Linked DNA regions of Homo sapiens: all the other regions are linked to region 3. A link is a contact called in ENCODE Hi-C or POLR2A ChIA-PET data. All regions are on one chromosome and are shown on one strand. Each heading gives the region's core, a stretch centred on a gene start or an enhancer-like site at or near the end of the contact. The rest is flanking DNA. Distances are from core to core; before and after follow the strand shown.

What was found. A loop is a pair of places that touch in the nucleus more often than their neighbours do. ChIA-PET counts read pairs that join two places held with the same protein, here RNA polymerase II (POLR2A). Pooled maps may share reads with other maps.
Region 1: a loop to region 3 is called in a pooled map, with 9 times the contacts of the local background. The contact joins two enhancer-like sites. A Hi-C loop is called at or near these places in 1 of 37 single-sample maps with no recorded cell type and 4 of 50 pooled maps. POLR2A ChIA-PET finds 5 or more read pairs at or near these places in 1 of 52 experiments (SK-N-SH).
Region 2: a loop to region 3 is called in a map with no recorded cell type, with 22 times the contacts of the local background. The contact joins two enhancer-like sites. A Hi-C loop is called at or near these places in 1 of 168 maps with a recorded cell type or tissue (endothelial cell of umbilical vein), 1 of 37 single-sample maps with no recorded cell type and 2 of 50 pooled maps. POLR2A ChIA-PET finds 5 or more read pairs at or near these places in 1 of 52 experiments (PC-9).
Region 4: a map with no recorded cell type shows a loop between it and region 3 (3-fold over the local background). The contact joins two enhancer-like sites. A Hi-C loop is called at or near these places in 1 of 37 single-sample maps with no recorded cell type and 5 of 50 pooled maps.

The regions. Positions count from the first base shown.
Region 1 is chrX:40,170,777-40,173,476 of GRCh38, reverse strand. It overlaps a transcript of BCOR not described here. Among named protein-coding and RNA genes, the nearest start is that of BCOR, 74 kb to the right of the region's middle. RefSeq lists silencers at 1,308-1,387, 1,408-1,467. Within about 2 kb of position 1,361, at least 31 of the 41 ENCODE cell types and tissues checked have a DNase peak (open chromatin) inside an H3K27ac peak, as active enhancers do.
Region 2 is chrX:40,265,873-40,268,572 of GRCh38, reverse strand. The region is part of intron 1 of LINC03099 (long intergenic non-protein coding RNA 3099); the gene reads right to left. Among named protein-coding and RNA genes, the nearest start is that of LINC03099, 4.3 kb to the right of the region's middle. RefSeq lists enhancers at 563-612, 643-742. Within about 2 kb of position 1,397, at least 26 of the 41 ENCODE cell types and tissues checked have a DNase peak (open chromatin) inside an H3K27ac peak, as active enhancers do.
Region 3 is chrX:40,538,417-40,541,116 of GRCh38, reverse strand. No RefSeq gene overlaps it. Among named protein-coding and RNA genes, the nearest start is that of ATP6AP2, 41 kb to the left of the region's middle. Within about 2 kb of position 1,431, at least 11 of the 41 ENCODE cell types and tissues checked have a DNase peak (open chromatin) inside an H3K27ac peak, as active enhancers do.
Region 4 is chrX:40,866,214-40,868,933 of GRCh38, reverse strand. No RefSeq gene overlaps it. Among named protein-coding and RNA genes, the nearest start is that of MED14OS, 130 kb to the right of the region's middle. RefSeq lists an enhancer at 1,351-1,850. Within about 2 kb of position 1,358, at least 3 of the 41 ENCODE cell types and tissues checked have a DNase peak (open chromatin) inside an H3K27ac peak, as active enhancers do.

The sequences.
Region 1 (2,700 bases), core at 112-2,611, 370 kb after region 3:
GAACTTTAACCCGGAACTTTGTACTCCCTACCCATCCAAAGGGAGTGCCAGATCATAGTAACAAACACACGTAGCATTGTACTGGAGGCAGCGTTCTAAGCACCTTATGTATGGAGGCATGTTATCCTCAGAACAACCCTACGAGGTAGATAATAGTATTGGTCTTATTTTACAGATGAGGACTCCGAGGTTTCGAACTGTTAAGCGGTTTGCCCAAAGCCGCACAGCTTGGGATAATAGGGCCTGGATTGACCAGAGGGAGAGATAGGGCCTGGATTGACCAGAGAGAGAAATAGGGCTGTGTTGCCTCTCTAGCGTTTTGTAATGAAAGTGATCTGTTTGGGGGTTGTTTCGAGAGGACTGCCTGGACCCCAACCTTCCAAAGGAAAATATGAAGAGACTAGAAGGCCCAACATTTGGCCTTTATTTTGCAAAAGAAAGTTCTGGAGAGTCGTACAGAGGCATCTTACTGTGGCTCCTCCGCGGCAAGGAAGGGGTCAGGGAAGGCAATGCAAAGGCCCCCCTGGCCCACCTAGCTGCATAGCATCCGGCGGTCACGTCCGCCGGAGGTGACTGGGGACTGGGGACAGCCGATTGCCGAGGAACTCCTTATCGCCCAGTGTCAGTGCTCCCGGGTGCCGGAGCTAAACGTCCGCCTGCGGGGGCGGCTAGTTCACACCAGTCCCCTGGCTCCCGACGCGCCCCCGGGCTTCTCCCGCGGAGCTGGCTAGATGCCCGGCGGCGGCTCCGAAGCTCCGGGCTCCCCGCCGCTTGTCCCGCCAGCCCGAGGCATGGAGCCCCACGGCCCAGGACTGGAGAGCCCAGTTCGTCAGTCCAGGTTGGGACTGCTGGTTCCGGGTTGCTCACGATCACTCTCCCCTCAACACCCGTCCGGCCAGGGCGCGCGCGCAGACACATAAACACACACGGCTTCCAAGCGCGCAGCCCGCCTCCCGGGCCTCCGCTTTTCCTTCCTCCTCCCCGCTCGGGCGCTTCGGAAGCCCGTGGCGGTTGTGTGCTGCGCCAGGGAAGAGTCCGGGTCGGGGAGACCGCGCTGCCCTCTTTCCCCCCAAGGTCTGCGCGCACGCTAGTATCCTTAGGAAGCACAGTCAGGCTTGTGGGTTCCCATCTTCCCGGGAAATGACGGCTGCTGGCGAGGACCTGTTCGCTCCGTGTTTCGCAATGGCCCGGGGATCAGAGGAGAGGACCGGGCGGTGGGGCCTGCGCGTGGATGAGGGTGGCGGTAAATCCCCTCTCCCGCGAAGGTGGCTGAGCCTCCGGCCACCGCTAGTAGTAGTCTACCCTGCTCGTCTTGCATTGGCCGCAGCTTGACTCCCCTGCGTGCCGCGGGTCGGTGTGGGTGTCCCCACTCCCTCAAGCCTTTACTTTCAGCTCGCGAAACCCCATGGATCCGCGGCTGGGCTGGGCAGCGCAGACGCCCAGCTGCCCTCGCCAACCCCAGGCCCAGAGGGGGCCAGGCTGGCCTGGGGGCTGGGCGGCCCGGCTGCACTTGCCGGCGTTGAGAGAGGCTCTGTGAGCCGGAGCCGGCCGCCGAGCCGAGGGAGAGAGCGCATCAGCCCGCGCGCCTTAAGGCAGAACACACGCCTTTCCCGGAACCTTGAAACCCAGGGGAGCCGCTGCCATCTTCGCGTGACGAGCAGCGAGACGCCGGTGATTAAGTGTTTCTTTCCGGCTCCCTCTCCGGGTTGCGGCTCTCCTCCTTTCCACAGGGCTGGAAGAATAAAAACCTGGGGAAAAACCACACACAACTGCGCTCTGGTCTCGCTCGCCATGTCCGCACTGGTTTCTTAGGGTGCGCCCACGCGGGGCACCCCCTGCTCCCCTACTCCACGCCTGGCCGGGGTCGAGGGCTGCGTGCCTCGGTTTCCATCCGCTCTAGCGCAAATCTCGGAGTTTAATGGGGAGGGGGCACACATTGCTGAAGCCACCCGACCCCCATTCTCCTTACGCCCCCCCCCCATGGGGATTAAACCTAAACACATGAATCCCCCACCCATACCCGGGACTAATCCAGCCGCGCCTCCTGGGATTAACTCGGCTCACAGGTCCATAAAACACTTCCGGCGCGGCCAGAGGGTCTGTCTGCAGAAACACTTTAAAATTGTCCTCCCGGGCCTGGAGTCGGAATTGACTGGGTGGAGGGAAGTGAGTAAACAGACAGTTGTAAGAGACAATCCGTGAGGTTTGCAGGCTGTGAAAAGAGCTGCTTAAAATATGGGCTGTCGGGGTTGCCTCCAGCAGGAGGGTGGCCCGGGTCCTAGCAGACAGATCCAAGAAAAGGATGCAATATATTCTAAATGACATTGACCTGGAGGAAGGAGGGTGTAGGCAGGAGCAGGCTGGCTTCACATGGCTTCTGGCTCCAGTTCAGTGAGGAAGACTAGCTTCCAGAAATTTGTGGGGGCGAGTGGCCAGTCTCTTCATGTGTAAAATCAGAACAGTAACACCTACTCTGTCCCCCTCGGATGGGTTTCTGAGGACCAAAATGTGAAGGCACTTTGTAAATGCGGCTCAACCCTTCTGCTTCACTGTGGTTAATGTTCAGTCTCTCTTAGGTAGAAAAACCAGTGACTTGCTGATTAGAAAACAAAGTAGAAATCAGCCCTTTCTCAAATCTACGCAACAATGTTCGAGATAAAGGGAACCCAAAAGCAACCTAATATTTTGAACCTCCTTTTA
Region 2 (2,700 bases), core at 148-2,647, 270 kb after region 3:
CTGACCCACAGAAACTGTGTGAGATAATAAATGTCTGTTGTTTTCAGCCACTAAGTTTTGGGGGTAACTTGTTACACAGCAATGGATAAAATACATGGTAACATCGATAGCACAATTTTATTAAAAAATAACCGTATTTTCCAAAACAAACAAAAAAGTTTAGGGAGAAAAGTGGCATCGTTTTTACATTTTTGCAAACCTCTTTAATATCTGGCTTAATTGAAAACAGCTGCTTCCTCATAGGGGCTTGGGCATCCAATGCGTTGTGATACATTGTTTTGGTTGAAGAAAATCCAGCCTAATGGAGCTTTGCAGTTAGAAAAGGACAGTCTGAAAAGGGCTCAGGGAACCACAGGGATCCTCAGACCACACTTTGGGAACTGCTGACCTAGACAATCATAGACCCCAAAAGATTCTAATTCTAGGGCCCTCACTTCCCAATCTTGGTTTCCTGTTTGGGACCTTTGCCATTTCTCCAGGTGCCCAAGTGACTTAGTGGTGATGGAGGCCACCCAGGAGGTCTGGTCCCCTGCCAAAAAGGATAAGTCCTCTGAGGCCTAAAAGCAGAAGACACTGATGAACTAACCCTCAGTCTTGGCTGTGTCATGCCCAAGATGTCACACAGAGGGGAAAGGATGCCTCTGACATCCAAGGTGAAGGTTGAGGCATCTGGAGTCGGGGAGGGCAGGGGAGCTTGTTCTCTGCGCATTGACAGCTTCCGGGACACTGGGGTTTGCCAGATCCATGGGGATTTCCCCCTCTCCTTCCCTTTCCTGCGCGTGTCCCACTACCCCCAACCCCCGTGAAGTTTAGGGCCTGTTTTCAGCCGGAGCCGGTCTAATTTTCGCTGCCTAGTTGGTCAGAGAAACGCACGCAGCTGTAGCAAAGCATAAAAATAGCTTCCTCCGTGACCAATTTCTTCCCACTTCCCTTTCTCTCTCTCCATGCTCGCCTCCCCGTCCCCACCTTCTGTGGAAGCAGGAAGGTCCCTGGAGGGTGCCAGCACTATTGAGACATGCCATGCGCCCCAGCTTCCCTCCCAAACAACACATGTTCCTGATTCTATTTTGCCCTGGTCCCCCGCAGGCTCGCACAGGCTTCCCTGGGGACCGGGCGTTGTCAGATGGGTCCCCGCGGGCCCAGTGTCCGTCCACCTCGTTGGGCAGACTTCCTCTCCCGCGCACAGCCCCCCAGACATCTGCACGCCGAGTGCTCGCCAGCGGCACTGGGATCTGGGGTCCCAGCCTAGCCCGGAGCCAGCCAAAGGCCTGCCCGCGAGGGATCCGGATCTTCTGGCACCTTAGAGGTTAAATGGGAAGCCTCCAGCTGGAAGGAAAAAACGCCCCGGTGCTATGCGCGGAGGCTCCAGGCGGTGTCCCCAGCGTCCCGGGCTTCCTCTGCGCCGGGCGGCTGCGCGTCCCGGATGCGTCCGCGGCAGAAGATGGAATCCGAAAGTGGGCATTCGTCTTTCTAGTTTGGAAGCAGGGGAAGACAATCAAACCTGCAGCAGCTCAGCTCCCCAACGCGAAGGTCTAGCCAGCCTTGGGCAGGGGAGCGTTTCTAGAAATGTCTACACCCGGAGCCACCGGCGGGAACCAGGAGGGCGGGGTATGGCCCGCACCTGCCCTGCCTCTCTTCCCTGAGCCTTTGGGACCATGCGGGAGAGAGGACAGGCCACCTATCGTATTTCAGGAGTGGCTTGTAGGGTCCAAGGGCCGTTTGCCTCCCTCTACTGCAGTTTGGAAACAGAATAAACCGCCCCAGCAAAACCCGGCGAACTTGTCCAAACCACACAAAAGTTCAAACCACACAAACTCCAACTGGGCACCGACGCAGGACTGGCTTTATCTGTCCGCAGAGGGCTTTGCTCTGCCTCGCAATTGATTAGGGCTCCTGAAAACCACTGAAACAGTTTATCTCACCCACCCAGCCTCAAGCCCCCTGATGGGCTGGAGTGGAGCCTGGATTGTTCTGGCAGCCAACCCCAGACCAGCTTCCACCCAGCTTGGCGGCCCCCTGGGCCACCTGCCTGGTTCCTCACTCCACAGAGGGTCCCCATTTTGTGGCAGAAAATCGAATGACAGCAAGAGGGTGAGATGGGAAGATGAGGGAGTTGGATCTATGAGGGGAGAGAAGCATTCTGTCCACTGAACAGGGTGGGGGGGGCTTTCCAAGATCCCCCCTTTACTTTCACACCCTTTCTCCAGTTCTGTTCCTCTCCTTTCACGGCACCCAGCGCCCTTCTGCACGGGTGGCCCAGTCCTCCAAGCCCAGCCTTGTCTTTTGAACTTCTCCCCAAGCAACCTGTCCCTGTACAATTTACATCCTCTCAGTTGTTTTCTCTCGAAACTCTTAACTCAGGCGGCCAATGCCATGGCCATGAGAACATTCTTCACCACAGAAAGCAAGATCCTTTGTCAGCCTGTTCTTCATGGGAGGGGAAGGGAAGGTTTTGTAAATATCAAGTGGAGATTAACTGGGGGAGGAGTCAGGAATTAAACAACGTGCTTTTTTTTTTTTTTTTTTGAGACAGAGTCTTGCTTTGTCACCCAGGCTGGAGTGCAGTGGCACCATCTCTGCTCACTGCAACTTCCGCTTCCCGAGTTTAAGCGATTCTCCTGCCTCAGCCTCCCAAGTAGCTGAGATTAGAGGTGCACGCCACCACGCCCAGCTAAATTTTTTTGGGGGGGGCGGGGACGG
Region 3 (2,700 bases), core at 182-2,681:
TACACCTATAGTTTCTTTTAAACCTCAGAGCAACTCTACCGAGTAGGTACTATTATTTTTTATGTTTCCGAGAAGGAGTCTCGCTTTGTTGCCCAGGCTGGAGTGCAGTGGCACAATCTTAGCTCACTGCAACCTCCACCTCTTAGGTTCAAATGATTCTCTTGCCTCAGCCTCCCGAGTAGCTGGGATTGCAGGTGCTCGCCACCATGCCCGGCTAATTTTTGTATTTTAATAGAGACAGGGTTTCACCATGTTGGCCAGGCTGGTCTCGAACTCCTAACTTCAAGTGATCCACCTGCCTTGGCCTCTCAAAGTGCTGGAGTTATAGGCATGAGCCCCTCGCCCAGCCTGGTACTATTATTAACAGACCATTTTACAGATGCAGAAACTGAGGCTGAGAGAGGTTTCATGAGTTATTCAAGGTTATGTGGCTAGCGGATGGCACAGCCTGGGATCAGGGAGACTTACTTGTAGGAGGCTGGGTGACTCTCAGAATAGCTGGCTTTAGGGACAGTGATGCCATTTGCTGAGATGGGGAATGTAGGAGAATACAGAAAGGAGTATAGCAGGAGAAGCTGGCTTAGGAAAATGGTGAGGAGCTCAGTCCTGCCATGATGATTTGAAGTGTCTGTGGGACATTCACACAGAGATGGTGGGAGATAGTTGGATATATGAGTCCAGAGTTCAACACAGAGATAGAGAGAGAGATCTGGATGGGAAATGGACAGTGTGGGTCATTCCTGTGTAGTGGCAGTCAGCTCCAGAGGAATGACAGGTCTTCTCAGCTGTGTTGGCTGCAAGAACAAGCCAGGCTGTCAACCCTGGAAGTGGGCAGGGGAAGAAGGAATGGCCAGAGGGGAAGCAGAAAAGTGTTTCAGGGAGTTGAGGGAGGAAAGTGTTTCAAAAAGCGCTCATGGTCACAGTGGTACACTGTGCAGATAAAGTTTGGGTCATCTGGATTTAACAGCAAGAAAGTCCTGGTGTCTGAGTCTGAGTTGTTCCAGAAGCAGATCTCAAGAGAAGGGCTTGAGAGCAAACAGATTTAGATTTTAGGAGATTCAGAGAATATGGGCTTGGGAATGGGGGTGTGAGACAGGAGAGAGAAGCCAGCAATAAAGGGAGTGTCACCAAGCCAGTTCCCACTGCAGGCAACTGGCGCTCAGTCCCAAGGGGGACCTCTGAGAGACAGTGTGGAACACAGAGCTCAGTTCTGTCACAGGCTAGGTTCTCAACAGGCAGAAACTGAAATGGAGTTTGGCATGCAAGATTGTCATTAGGAACGTCTGTAGGAGGAGGAGGAAGTGGGGTTGGGCAGAGGGAGGGTTGAATTGCAAAACTGGCCTGTTGAAGCCTGGAGTCATCGTGGGGAACGCTGAAGTGCGTCTGGCCTGCCAGTGCTGTCTTGGAGTGGGATGAAATGACTAGTCATTGGCTGTGGGCTACCCCGGGGGGAGGAAGTGCCTATGGGTGAGATGGTTCTTGGCAGCTGGATGGAGACTGTCTGCTCAACTGGGGCAACGAATACCTCCTTGGAGGGGAACCTGGCGGGCTCATCTCTGTGCCCACCGCATTAGCCTACTTCGGAGGTTGAGGAAGCTGCGGTATTTATACACCTGAGAATCATCAGTTGAAGTTGGCCCTGCTGCTCTGTTGTACACACAAGCAGTAGCGCTCCACGGCTTCACGCAGATAGCAGCAATCGGAAGCAGCAGGGGCACACGAAGAGGTCAGGCCTGAGCCGTGTGGGTGGGGCGCCCCCAGGTGGATGAGAGTAGTTTCAGTGAAGCACTGCTGGTAGGGAGGAAGCCAGCTGTGGTTTTGTCTCTGCTGTGCGACTTTCACTCCTGTGGCCATGGCTGATTGATCCATGAGAAGACACCGGACCCACAGTGGGCCAATCAGAACCCTTCCCTGGGATTTTCAAACTGCAACTAATGAAGGCAAACAAGTTGAACCTTCCCTGGGGGTGGGAGCCACAAGATAGAAGGCTCTGGAGAAGCTAGGAGTCGCATGGAGGAAAGAATGCCATCACTCCAAACAGAGAAGCTCGGAGAAGAGAGAGTGTGGGGGCCACAAGAAAAGAGTCTCAGGGGATCCTGGTGGCCCAGCTGCACCTCTTCCCGTCTTCTCTTCCCACAGCCCTGAGGTATTCCCAGCATCCTGCCAATAAAACCCCTCATTGTGCTAAGCAAAGCTGGGCTGAGTTTCTGGTTCTTGGAGAGGTGAGTTGGCCGGTAGAGTTAAGGAATCAGTGGGATGGAAGAAAATATTGCGAGTTCAGATGACTTCTAAAGAGCTGACAATGAAGAGGGCAGAGAGAGAGAGGGGCAGGGAGAGAGGGAGAGAATGCAGAAACTAGATGAGAACACAGGGTCAAGGAAGGGTTTTTTATTTTATTTTATTTTTTTAAGATGTGGAAAACTTAAACATGTTTATGTGCTGAGGGTAAAGAGCCAGTAAAAGCAGCATAAATCATAACAACAGAATGTACTAAAGCGAGGCAGAGAGACAAAGCTATAAAAGCTTTAAAGATAAAGAAAATACGCCCTCAATAAAAATGAGGAGAAAAAGCAGAAGGGACACAGCCCTCTCAGTGGAAGGCAGGCGTTGATTGTGGCCTGAGCACCCATAGTGAACACACATGGTCCCGGCAACCGCTTACTCTGGAGACAGAGGACAGTTCAAAACCCTTAGACTCTT
Region 4 (2,720 bases), core at 109-2,608, 330 kb before region 3:
TACCATATGATCCAGCAATCCCACTACTGGTTATATATCCAAAGGACATGAAATTGGCATGTTGAAGAGTTATCTGTACTCCCATGTTTATTGCAGCAGTATTCATAATACCCAAGATATGGAGTCAACCTGTGTTCATCAGTGGATGAATGGATAAAGAAAATGTTGTATATATACATGATGGGGCCAGGCGTGGTGGCTCACACCTGTAATCTCAGCACTTTGGGAGGCTGAGGAGGGTGGATCACTTGAGGTCAGGAGTTCCAGACCAGCCTGGCCAACATGGTGAAACCCTGTCTTTACAAAAAAATATATATATATATTAGCTGGGCATGGTGGCGGGCACCTGTAATCCCAGCTACTCAGTAGGCTGAGGCAGGAGAATTGCTTGAAGCTGGGAGGCAACGGTTGCAGTGAGCTGAGATCGCACCACTGCACTCCAGCCTGGATGACAGAACAAGACTCTGTCTCAAATAAATAAAAATAAAATATATACAATGGAATACTATGGATAAAGAAAATATTGTATATATACATAATGGAATACTATTCAGCTGTAAAAAAGAATAAAGTTCTGTCATTTGCAACAACATGGATGAACCTAGAGGATATTATGTTAAATGAGCCAGGCACAGAAAGATAAATACTGCATGATCTCACTCATAGGCAGAATCTAAAAAAGTTGATCTCATAGAAGTAGACAGTAGTAGTGGTTACAAGAGGCTGGGGAGGGTGGGGAGATGGGGTATGGAAAGAGGTTGGTCAATGGGGACAAAGTTACAGTTAGATAGGAATAAGTTCTGGTGTTCTATGGCACAGTAGGGTGACTATAGTTAACAATATTTTGTATATTTCAAATTTCCTAGAAAAGAGGACTTTGAATGTTCTCACCACAAAGAAATGATAAATGTTTAAGGTGATGGATTTGCTAATTGCCCTGACTTGATCATTATACAATGTATATATGTATTCAAATATCACATTGTATCCCATAAATATGTACAGTTTTTGGTGTCAATTAATAAAATAAAGCTTAAAAAAATTAGTCCATGTTGCTAATGTGGCTCTAGGGCATCCATGTCAATACTGCTGTATAGTATTCCATCTTATAAACAGACCTTTTCTACCACCCAAACTCAGGACCCAGCCATGCACTCACTTCTTTTTCCCACCTCACACAGGATATTAGATTCTTAACTCACAGTCAGAGGAACACCCTTTTCTAAGGACCAAATTGTCCAGGTGCCTCACCTAAGCCCTCCTTCCTGAGCCCCAGGAGAAGCTGCCATTGGAAATGGCAGGCTGCCTGGTGAGTATGGATTCAGAACATGATCTGACCTTGACAGAGAGTTTGTCCTTGTCATGGGATAAGAACAGAAGAACTGCCTCCAGCCCCGGTGGATAGATGACTCACATCCCTGGAACTTCCTACCTCTTTTCCCTGGATGGGATCCAAGTCATGCTGTCAAAATAGAATTAATTCACTCTTTAAAAGGGAAAAAAATTCTCAAAATTTAGAATAACAGAATCATACAATGCAAGAGCTAGAAGAGTAACTTGTCCCTGCCTCCTTCCCCAACACCTTAATATAAGACAAGGGACATCTGGGCATCAGCCAAGCCAATTATCTGAGGATATTTCTAGACAGCAGTCACTTGGGGTTTTTCTAGAAGGGGCCGAAGGGTGAAGACCTGAAAAGGAGCAAAAGCAGAGTGTTGGAATGGCTGAGAAGCACCCTTCATGATTAATCAGTGACATTTAGAGCCATCTCTCAGCTCAGCTCAGCTCACCAGAGCAGGGAATCTCTTGGCAAAAGTCTCTGTCCCAGGATTTCTGGCACTTAGTTTGCTGGCCTGTATCAAGCATTCCTTGAAAACTATCTGGCCGGTCAATGCTGGTGCCTGCCATGCAGTATCTTTGAAGTAGGAAAAGGGCTCCTTTGAGTTCTAACCAACAGCTTTGACTGTGTGGAAGCTGTTAATTTACCACAGTTGGCTGCTTTCCCCATCACCCCTCTGATCTACAAGAAGGATCTGAAAAGGAAGCCCTGAAAGTTAGCGCTAACATGAACCCTAGAGATGTTCTAGCCCAACCCCTGATTTATCAAGTTATTAGTTTAACAAATAGGGGCCAAGTGCCTACAGTGTGCCAGACTCTTGGCTGGGCACTGCAAATACAGCGATGATCAAAACCAAACATGCCTCTGCCCTCTTGAAGATTACATTATAGTGGATAGGAGTAGGGGGTGACCAATATTAAAAGCAATCACACAAACAAATGTAAAATACATAATGCTATGAGGCAGATTTAGGGAGGTCAGGAAGGGTTACCTCAAAGAGGTAAGGCTTAGGCTGACATGTGAAGCAGGAGCAGGCATTAACACAGCAAAGAAGGGGGAGAGAGCTTTAGGGGAGAGGTAACAGTGAGTGGTAAGATGGAGCATAGCAAATTTGAAGGGCAGAAAGAGGCCATGTGGCCAAAGTAGAGATGGGGAGATGAAGCAGGGGAGCAGGGGCCATATCACTTAGAACCTTGAAGCCTATGTTAAATATTCTGGTCTTTATCCTAAAAGCAATGGGAAGCCATTGAGAAGCTTCAACTGAGGGATGGGACATAATCAAAACTGAATTTTCACAAAGATATCTTTGACCTCTGTGTGGCGAACAAACTGGAAAGGGGCCAATTGGGAGGATATTTTAAGTGAGAGATACTGGTGGCTT